2 separate regions of the Mus musculus genome follow, and region 1 is linked to region 2. The links are chromatin loops, found by intact Hi-C in ENCODE. Cell type or tissue: left cerebral cortex. All regions are shown on one strand. Links, peaks and the distances in the headings refer to the core of each region. The heading gives the core; the rest is flanking DNA.

Region 1 (4,383 bases), core at 259-4,258, 400 kb after region 2:
AAGAGAGTAAACATTGCTGGGCATGGTGTCACACGCCTTTAATCCTAGCAATTGGGAGGCAGAGGCAGGTGGATCTCTATGAGGCCAGCCTGGTCTACAAATTGAGTTCAGGACAGCTAGGGCTGGCTACACTGAGAAACTCTGTCTTGAAAATAAGTAAACAAAACAACAAAACAAGAAGGAGGGGGAGGGGGAGGAGAAGGAAGAGGAAGAAGAGGAGGGAGGAGGAGGAGGAAGAAGGAGAGGAGAAGAAGAAAAGAAGGAAGAAGGAGAAGGAGAAGAAAAGAAAAAAGAAAGAAAACGTTTGGTTTATATAACCTAGATTTTTCAGGCATACAGAGTCAGACTCATGAACGTTTGTATAAAGTATTGGAACTAATGGATATTTTGTTTTGTTTGTTTGTTTGTTTTTTCCAGACAGGGTTTCTCAGTATGGCTGTCCTGGAACTCACTCTGTAGACCAGGCTGGTCTTAAACTCAGAGATCTGCCTGCCTCTGCCTCCCAAGTGCTGGGATTAAAGCCGTATGTCAAGGCAATAAACAAAGTCTAAGAGCTTGTCAGGATGACCAAGATACCTGAGCCTACTTCCCTGTCCTAGCCCAAAATCACATTCTTGCCTGAAATCTACTTCTTTGTTCCACCCTAAAATTAGATTCCTACCTGAACTTACTCCCTTGTCATGGCCCAATGTCAGATTCCTGCCTGAATCTCATTTTCTTGTCCTTGACCAATGTCAGATTCCTGTCAAACGCCCCAAAAGCCGCTTTTACACCCCCCACATATGTATAATTTTGAGCATCTGTATGATAACTTACTAAATAGATGTCTCCTAGTTTATTTGCAGATACCTACCTGATGGATATTTATTTAGGTTGTTTCTGACATCTCATATAACAAACAATCTCTTCCTATACTCATTTTGGAGCACAATATTTTCTTAGAATACATTTTTTGCTAGGAAAATTGCTAGGTCATTGACAAAACAATGTAGGTTTAATGATACAGTCATGTTCAGTTCCACTGACGTGGTAGTAGTATGTGTGGTATCAAAGTTGGGGACCAGCGGACTTTTAGGTTCTTGGTCTGTTCCTTTGAAGGCCAGGGACAGTTACAACCTATGCTGGCTTTCTCCAAGGAGTTTCTTTTAACAAGATGCAGCGCTGTGCCATATTAGCACGGTGGGTTAGAGACTTGTCCAAGCTAATCTTTCAGCTTTGACGCGCCTGCAGGGGCTTCCACTTCCAAGGCAGCCCCTAGGATTCCACCCCCCTCTACCCTCCCCCTAACGAGGGAAGGGCGTGTTAGGGAACAGCTCAGGCGGGCAAAGATTGCACCATCCGCCGTTTGAAAAGGAAGTCGAAAAAGCACAGAGAACAAAATCGTAAATCCCACACATCCAGCCCCTGCAGCAGCCGGGGTCCGGGTTCTACTCAGTTCATTACTTGGCGAAGAGATCGGGATCCCTTCTCTGCCACCTCCACCCCAGCCTAACCTTGGGCTGGGCATTGGCCCTTTAAGAAGCTGTCACGGTGGCGCTATTGGTCCCGCCCATCTGAGGGGAGGGCCGAATGGGAGGGGAGGGTTCTCGGTTGAAGCCCGAAAAAGGGGGGGTCTGAGCCTATTTTTAGCTCGGGGTCGGGTCACGTGACGAGAGTGACGTCTCCGAATGTTGTTGTTGGTGGCGGCGGCGAGCGGAGCCGGAGGAGCCGCCGCAAAGATGGAGGAGCCGTCGAGGAGGCGCTGCCGCTGCTGTTGCCGCCGCTGCTGCCGCCGCCGCCCGCGAAGCCGGAGCTCGAGCCGCAGCGGGTGAGCGCGCCGCACCCGCCAGGACCCCACCTCCCACGGCCCCGGGACGCCCCGCAGCGTCCCGTCCTCCCGCCGTCGCTGCCCGCGGGCTCCCCGCGACCCTGTCCTTCCTCCCGGCGCGCGCGCCGAGCCAGCCCGCACCCCCAGGGAGCGTCGCTGGGCCCGGGGAGTGTCGCCTTTGGCTCGCCGCGCGCGCCCCTCCTCATCCCTCCCTTGCAGGGCTCCTTCTCTGCAGGTAAGGGAGGGGCCGATTTTCCCGCACCCCGCACCCCGCGCCCCCAAATGTCCCGCAGACCGGCCGGGGATGTCTGATTTGTCTCCTCCCCGGCGGCTCATAATCCGTTGCAACTGCGATTTGAGCCTTGCAACCCGCATTCTGGGCAGACCCTCTCTTCACTAGACACCCCTTTCTTGTTACTCTGAGGTGAGGGGCGCAGCCCACCCACAGTGCTTCTCCAAGTGGCGAAGAACATACCCTTGATTTTATGTCCTTGACGTCCCTGCAGGTGGAAGAGGACTGCGGGGCCCATCTTACTTGTCTGTGCTATTCACCCCCTCGCCTGTGAGGCGTTACTGCGTTTATTACCACCCTCTTCTGTCTGACACCCTGGAGCTCGGGAAAGAGCTGGGAGATGAATTGGTGATCTTTCTTGGCTAGGGCAGATCTCCCCACCCCACTCCCGCGCCCAGTTTTCATCTTGGGTTTGTTTCTCATGGGGCAGAGGTTCTAATAGTGCCTTGTTAACTTGGGGGAGTCGGCTTCCCCCCTCCCCACCCATCCCTGGGGCCCTCAGGAAGATGAGAACTGGCTGGACGATAAGTAATTAATCTAAGAGCTGGGGGGGGGCGCGGGGAGTGTGTTTCATTTCGGGGAGAAGGTGACCACTTCATGTCCCTGCGTTTGGCCTTCTGAGATGAGCTTTGTCCCTGAAGAGGAAGGATAGCAGCTGCAGTTGCTTTTGGGGTGTGTGTGGTGTGTGTGTGTGTAGTGTGTGTAGTGTGTGTGTGTACCCATCACTCTGGTAGTGACCACTATGCTTCTGGGTCCTGGAATTAGCTTTGGATCTTGGGAATGGGAATGGAGAGAGGGGTTTAGGGATCAGTGGGAGGGGAAGATAGAGTTAGATCCTAGGAACAAAAGGAGGCAGGGATGGGAGATTGGTTTGGGCCAGAAGACCTCTGGCTAATCCTTACATTGGAACCTGTTGGCCCTCCACTTAGGTCCTAAGGTTGCAGGCAGGGAGGGTCTCCCAGGCTCTTATGCCCTCCACACTGGGACCCAAGAGCCCATGCTGGCTGTGGAGATGGGCTACGGATGAACCATGTTGTGGGCTCCTCATTCCAGTCTTCCCTTCTCTTTCCCTTCCTAAACAACAAAGCTTGAGGAGAACTTGGTCTGCCTCTTCCTTCTGAAGTCTTCCCTTTTCTCTCTTTCCTCTTAGACTTGGATCTGGACTAGATCTTGTTAAAGACTGGGAGCCCAAATTAAAGGCGCAGGCTCCCGGCACCTCCTGACACACTACTGCCAGGAGAGACAGGTCCCAGGTGGCACGTGTAGAAAATGTTCGCCCTCTTCCTCGGTGCATCCCCCAAGGATGGTGTAATCTGGAGTGAGGGGGGGGGGTAACAGTGTCACATGCACCACCCACCCCAAGTAGCTGCAGAGATAAGAGCTTTGCTTTCCGTTTCTTGGGGCTGGTAGCTTAGCTGTGTGCTTAGACACGGGACTTGGGAATGGGGGTCATTGTTGTTTTTGTATGGCGGAGGAGGGGGGGCAGCCTTAGGAGCTGGGGGTAATGCAGTCAGTGCCGAAGAACCAGCTGCTCTTCAATAATTAATTCTTCCTACTCACGTCCCTCCGAGGAGGGATGTCTGGAACACAGCATCGGGCTCAGCCAGCCTGCTAGAGGACTCACCCCTGTTGGGGGGTGTGTGTGAGAAAGAGACAGTGGGGGGGGGCAATTCTTGGCGCTTTGGAGCATTGTCTCTTGCTCATGAATGAAAACCCGATGCAGCCAGTGAGGGGGCCTATTGTAGCTGACTTTGGCTAATTAAACTTTCTCTCCCTTTCTTTTCCCCTACCCACCTCACCCCAGCCCCAACCTCAGCCCTTTCTTGAATGAGAGCCTGCCTGGTAGTGCTGGGGAGGGGGTATCATCACACTGAAGTTTGAGGGCAAACAGACCCTGTCTAATGCCCTCTGTCTCCACCTCCTCCCTCCCCCCTCTTTTTTTTTTTTTTCTAGAAATAGCAGCCTCCTCCATCTGGCTTGTGCAGATGCCTGGAGCTGCGTCTGAGCAGACAGAAATGGGCCGGTTGCAAAAATGAATTTGTCAGCCTGGTGCCTTTTTCCCCCCTCCCCTGTTGTCTTCCCCCTTTCCCTAGTTTGGGGCCCGCACAGCTTCTATCCTCCTGGACTTATGTTGGTTCAGCTTGGAGGGAGGCACAAGGCAGTGGAGGCTCCAAGAGGAGGCTGGGAACAGTCGCCTGCTATGGCTGTAGCTGGGAGGGGTGGAGATGAGAAACTGCTGCTGCCTTCCGATGGGATGTCTGGGCTTTGAGCTTTGCCAGGCAGT
Region 2 (4,383 bases), core at 251-4,250:
AAGCACACCCACCCAGCAGCTGCAGGAACCACCCAGCCTGGCCTGGCTTGTCCCAGGGTCCCCAAGCTCAAGGAAAGGGGATTTCAACCTTTGCTTCTGTGCCTGCCCCCTCCTCCACCTCCCCAAGGGAGACAGACCTACCGCAGCCTGCACCATGACATCTCTTCCTCTCCCTCACACACTTACCTAACAGGCCCTTACCTTGGTCAGGAGGACAGCCCGAATCCTCTCAAGCCCCCAACCTGTACCCCAAATCCCAACTGGCATCCCCAGCCAACAGCTCCTCCTTGGGTCCCAACCCACTATTACACCGAGTACCACCCACACTGTGAGTGGAACCTCATCACCACACAGGCCAAACAGCTGGCTGGACCACCTGCCTCAAGAGAGACCAAATGGAGGCAAAAGGAAGGCCAGCCATGGGGGAGGTTCTGAGAGAGAGAAAGCAGGATGAGAGGCCAGGAAGTCTAGGATATTTGAGCTTAAAGGGGTTTTAGGATTCAACTGGTAGCATCTTACCATTTTCTAGGCCCAGAGAGGTCGTGTTTTGCGCAATGTCACACAGCAAACTGGAGAGCGAAAACCTAATCCCTCAGTCCAATGCTCTGTCCACTGTCCTCCCTAGTGACAGGCACCGGGGTACCTGTGTCTAGAAAAGGGTCATTTTTCTGTTCCCCTACAATACAGAGGATCCTCTCTCTATAGTACATCATTTAGTCAGTGCCTCTAATCCCCAGCATCCGTGTTTGGGGAACAGAGAGGAAGGCATCAAAACCAGTCTTTAGAGAACCGGTTAGCTTTGAAGGATTAGCCTTACATAGCTGAAATCTCGACCCCTCATGGGAGTTGAGGAGGAGGGGGGCTGAAGCACGTGAGAGAGAAGGCTAGTGAGGGGCCCTGGGCAGCCATGGAGAGAGCTCTCTTCCTCACTGAGCCCTAAAACTTTGACCACGGCCACAGCTGCAGAGGCTTGTCTCCCCTTCCTGCTTTGGGACTTTGTAGTGCAAAACGTCTCCAGTGTCCAAAGGGTCCCTTCAAAATATCAGAGAATTTTCCATGAAGTGGGACAGGAACACCAAGGTTGGCTGTCACTGGGACAGAAAGAATTGGAATCCTGGGGATGAATGAGGAATGGGGACTTCTGTCCGAGGTTTCCCCAGTTATGCCTCCAAATGCCACCTGTCCTCTTCCCCACAGCCTCTCAGCTGAGTACTTCTTGTCTAAGAGTCTTCCACACTTGCATCCCAGATCACAAGGGCAATGGATTAATATAAGAACTGCTTGTTAAAGAAAGCTGGGAGCCAGGCATGGTGGCGCACGCCTTTAATCCCAGCACTTGGGAGGCAGAGGAAGGCCATTTCTGAGTTCGAGGCCAGCCTGGTCTACAAAGTGAGTTCCAGGACAGCCAGGGCTATACAGAGAAACCCTGTCTCGAAAAAACCAAAATAAATAAATAAATAAATAAAATAAAATAAAGAAAGCTGGGTTTCCGGGTGTGGCAATGCATGCCTTTAATCCCAGCACTTGGGAGGCAAGCAGATCTCAGTGAGTTCGAGGTCAGCATGGTCTACAGAGAGAGTTACAGGACAGCCATGGATGCGACACAGAGAACCCCTATCATGAAAATTCAAAGAAGAAGGAGGAGGAGGGAGAGGAGGAGGATGGAAGGGAAGAAGGAAGGAAGGAAGGAAGAGAGAGAGAGAGAAAGAGAGAAAGAAAGAAGGAAAGAAAGAAAGAAAGAAAGAAAGAAAGAAAGAAAGAAAGAAAGAAAGAAAGAAAGAAAACTGGGATTTAAAGTAGGCCTACATAATTCTGGAAGCCCAAGACCTGCCTTGGACATCATCTAATCTGTATAGGAGACAGAAGCTTTTCATTGGAAGAGAAATGCCATCTCTTCTAGACATACTTAATGTGAAGAGAAAGACATCATAGCCTCTGACCCAGCCAGCCCTCTACCCATTCCTGGCTTCCCAGTGGAGACAGAGAACATGCAGACACATGGGTGTGCATACACACACACACACACACAAACACACACACACACACTTGCATGAGTTTCTAACCTGCAAAGACTCATATACATGGAGTGCAATTGAACTGAACTAACAAACCACCTGCAGTTCTCCCTCACTGGAGATGTGACAGAGCTGACTGGGTGCCATAACTACAATGGGACCTCAGCTCTGCCCCATAAGACCTGCATTGCTGCCTTCCCAAGCATCGTCCCGAGACTGCTGATGTACGCACGCCTCCCCCTGCACACTCCCTAGCACCAGGCTCAAGCACATTTCCCATTGATACTTCATTTGTGTGTGCAACTGACCCAGCCCACACCCAACACGTACGAGCTGCCTAATGCCCAGCGTCCTCAGCGACCAGAGACTGGCGTGCAGTCATTTAAGCTTGACAGATGGCTCCATGCATGGATGCATAAACGGGCGACAAGCATGAACGAGAAGCTTAGCGTGGCTGGGGATAAAGCCAGGGGTGGAGGACTTATCTAGCATGCCCTGGCAATCCAGCCAAACAGCGAGATGCATAGGACAGACTATTCCAATTAGCATATGGGGAAGGGAGAATCAGAGACACGTGGTCTCACAGCTAACCAGTAGAGATGGAACCCTTGCCTGGATTTTTTTGACTTACAGCTTACCAATTTAGAATCAAACCCAGGCCCCTGTTATCCCAGCCTACACCCAAGAGTGCTATGTATGGCCAAGCAGATCATACACTGCACAATCCTCGAATGTACTCCTCCAGCTGGAGCCCCGGTAGATAGCAGTTCCTGGAGCTCTTGCGAGATGTCACCCTCTTGACTGTATGCAGACACCCTGCCTCCAGTCTCTTTCCTGAGCTGCTTTGTGAACACATTTCAAACAGTGGAGATATGAACCCCATACCCCCTTTCTCCACTACCCAGGATGCCAGCCAGAAAGAGCTCTTGAAAGGCAAGAGAGGGTGCTCCAGGAATATACAAAGTCCCTCTCAGGACCAGTAATGTCCCCTGCCTCTCCCAGTAAAAGCTCTTCTGTCAGACCTGGTCACGTCCCGTCCCCCCTACCCCCAGAGGCCTCTGACATTTGCCCACACCTGGCTCTATGATTATAGACATCAGTACTCTGAGATGGGAGGTGTAGATGTCCAGTCTCCTATCTGAGACACAACCACGCGGGGCCTGAGGGCTGGGGCCCACCTCTCCCAACAAAGCCCCCTCCCCCTTCACTCGTGTGCGGGGGCCCTGGCCCCACCCGGGGAACAAGGCTGGGATTAATAAGCGCCCAGCTCCCTCCCCTAATGGGCTCCAGCTGCACAAACATTCCCAGAATTCAGAGCCGGCTCTGTCTGGGGCGGCCCAGGCCTCAGCCCCAGCATTCCTGACCCCCTCCCCCCAAGCCTGGGACAGCTGCTCCGGAACTCAGCAACTGGCTGGGGATCGAATCCCAATTCAGCTTTTCCAGAGGTAGGGGGCACTGAGATGGCTGGGGCTGGGGCTGCTGGCTGGGGGTGGGAGCAAGGAGAAGGGAAGAGAGAAGGAACTTTAAGAGACTCCTCTGATCCTCACGGATCACGGCCCCTCCCCCCCGCACCTCTCCCCTCCTCCAGTGCTGAACGCTCTCTCAGCAGTAGGTATCAGGGGTCTGCACAGTGTTACCTAATTTGTCTCACCAGGCAGTGCCCTTGGCTGGCATGGCCCAGAAGGAGGTAGCAGCCTGTTCTGAGAGGAAAGATAAGCATCTGCCCTTATGTTTAATAAAGAGATCCGGCTGTGTCTTCTCAGACCCTGTGGCCAGGCAGGAACTTGTACAAACAGGTTCTTATCAAGAAGGTGAAAGAGGCCCAGGATGCAGTTGAGTAAAGTGCTTGCCTAACTGAGCAGAGGGCCTGAGTTTGACACTCCCTCCCTCACCCCAAAAAAGGGGGTGTGAAGATGCAGGGGGAGCAGTGAGGTGCATTTGGGGACCCAGGGACAGGAGTCCCAAGGGGACACAGGTATACTGTATTGATAATATAGACCTGTCTTCTTTCCACCTCTCGATCCAGGGCCAGAAGAAGTTGTGCGTGCGCCCTGTACCTGTCGCCCAAAGTTATGCTAGCTGTAGACAATGGTGAGGGTCCATCTAGGGAACTGGGGGACCACATAGGGACTAATGAAAGTATAGGTATGAGTGTGTGTGTGTGTGAGAGAGAGAGAGAGAGAGAGAGAGAGAGAGAGAGAGAGAGACTGCTCAGAAGTGTGTCTATGTTCCTGTTCCTCACACATTCCATAAATGAGTCAAGTACACACTCACCAGGGAAGGCTCCCTGTTGCCTACTGTCCTAGTTAGGGTTTTATTGCTATGAAGAGACACCATGACTACAGCAACTTTTTTTGTTTTGTTTTGT

What was found. Hi-C counts contacts between places; a loop is a spot of excess contacts. Peaks named below come from ENCODE experiments on the same cell type or tissue, not always from the same donor. Only the 100,000 strongest peaks of a DNase experiment are listed, where the experiment ranks them.
Region 1: a loop joins it to region 2, with 9 times the contacts of the local background. A loop is called at or near these places in 1 of 42 quality-filtered maps.

What each region holds. Positions count from the first base shown.
Region 1 is chr11:102,227,429-102,231,811 of GRCm38, reverse strand. Hdac5 (histone deacetylase 5) reads left to right here and starts at 1,640. Exons shown (of 27, transcript NM_010412.3): 1 at 1,640-1,807. It overlaps Mir8101 (microRNA 8101), which reads left to right and starts at 1,662; the gene lies at 1,662-1,772. In left cerebral cortex, for the core only: a CTCF peak has its summit at 2,345; DNase peaks (open chromatin) are centred at 2,301, 3,384, 3,814, 4,148 and 1 more place; H3K4me3 peaks cover 3,295 bases; H3K27ac peaks cover 2,854 bases.
Region 2 is chr11:102,623,355-102,627,737 of GRCm38, reverse strand. 2810433D01Rik (RIKEN cDNA 2810433D01 gene) reads left to right here and starts at 3,322. Exons shown (of 4, transcript NR_033474.1): 1 at 3,322-3,460. In left cerebral cortex, for the core only: no CTCF peak of the experiment used is centred there; a DNase peak (open chromatin) is centred at 2,604.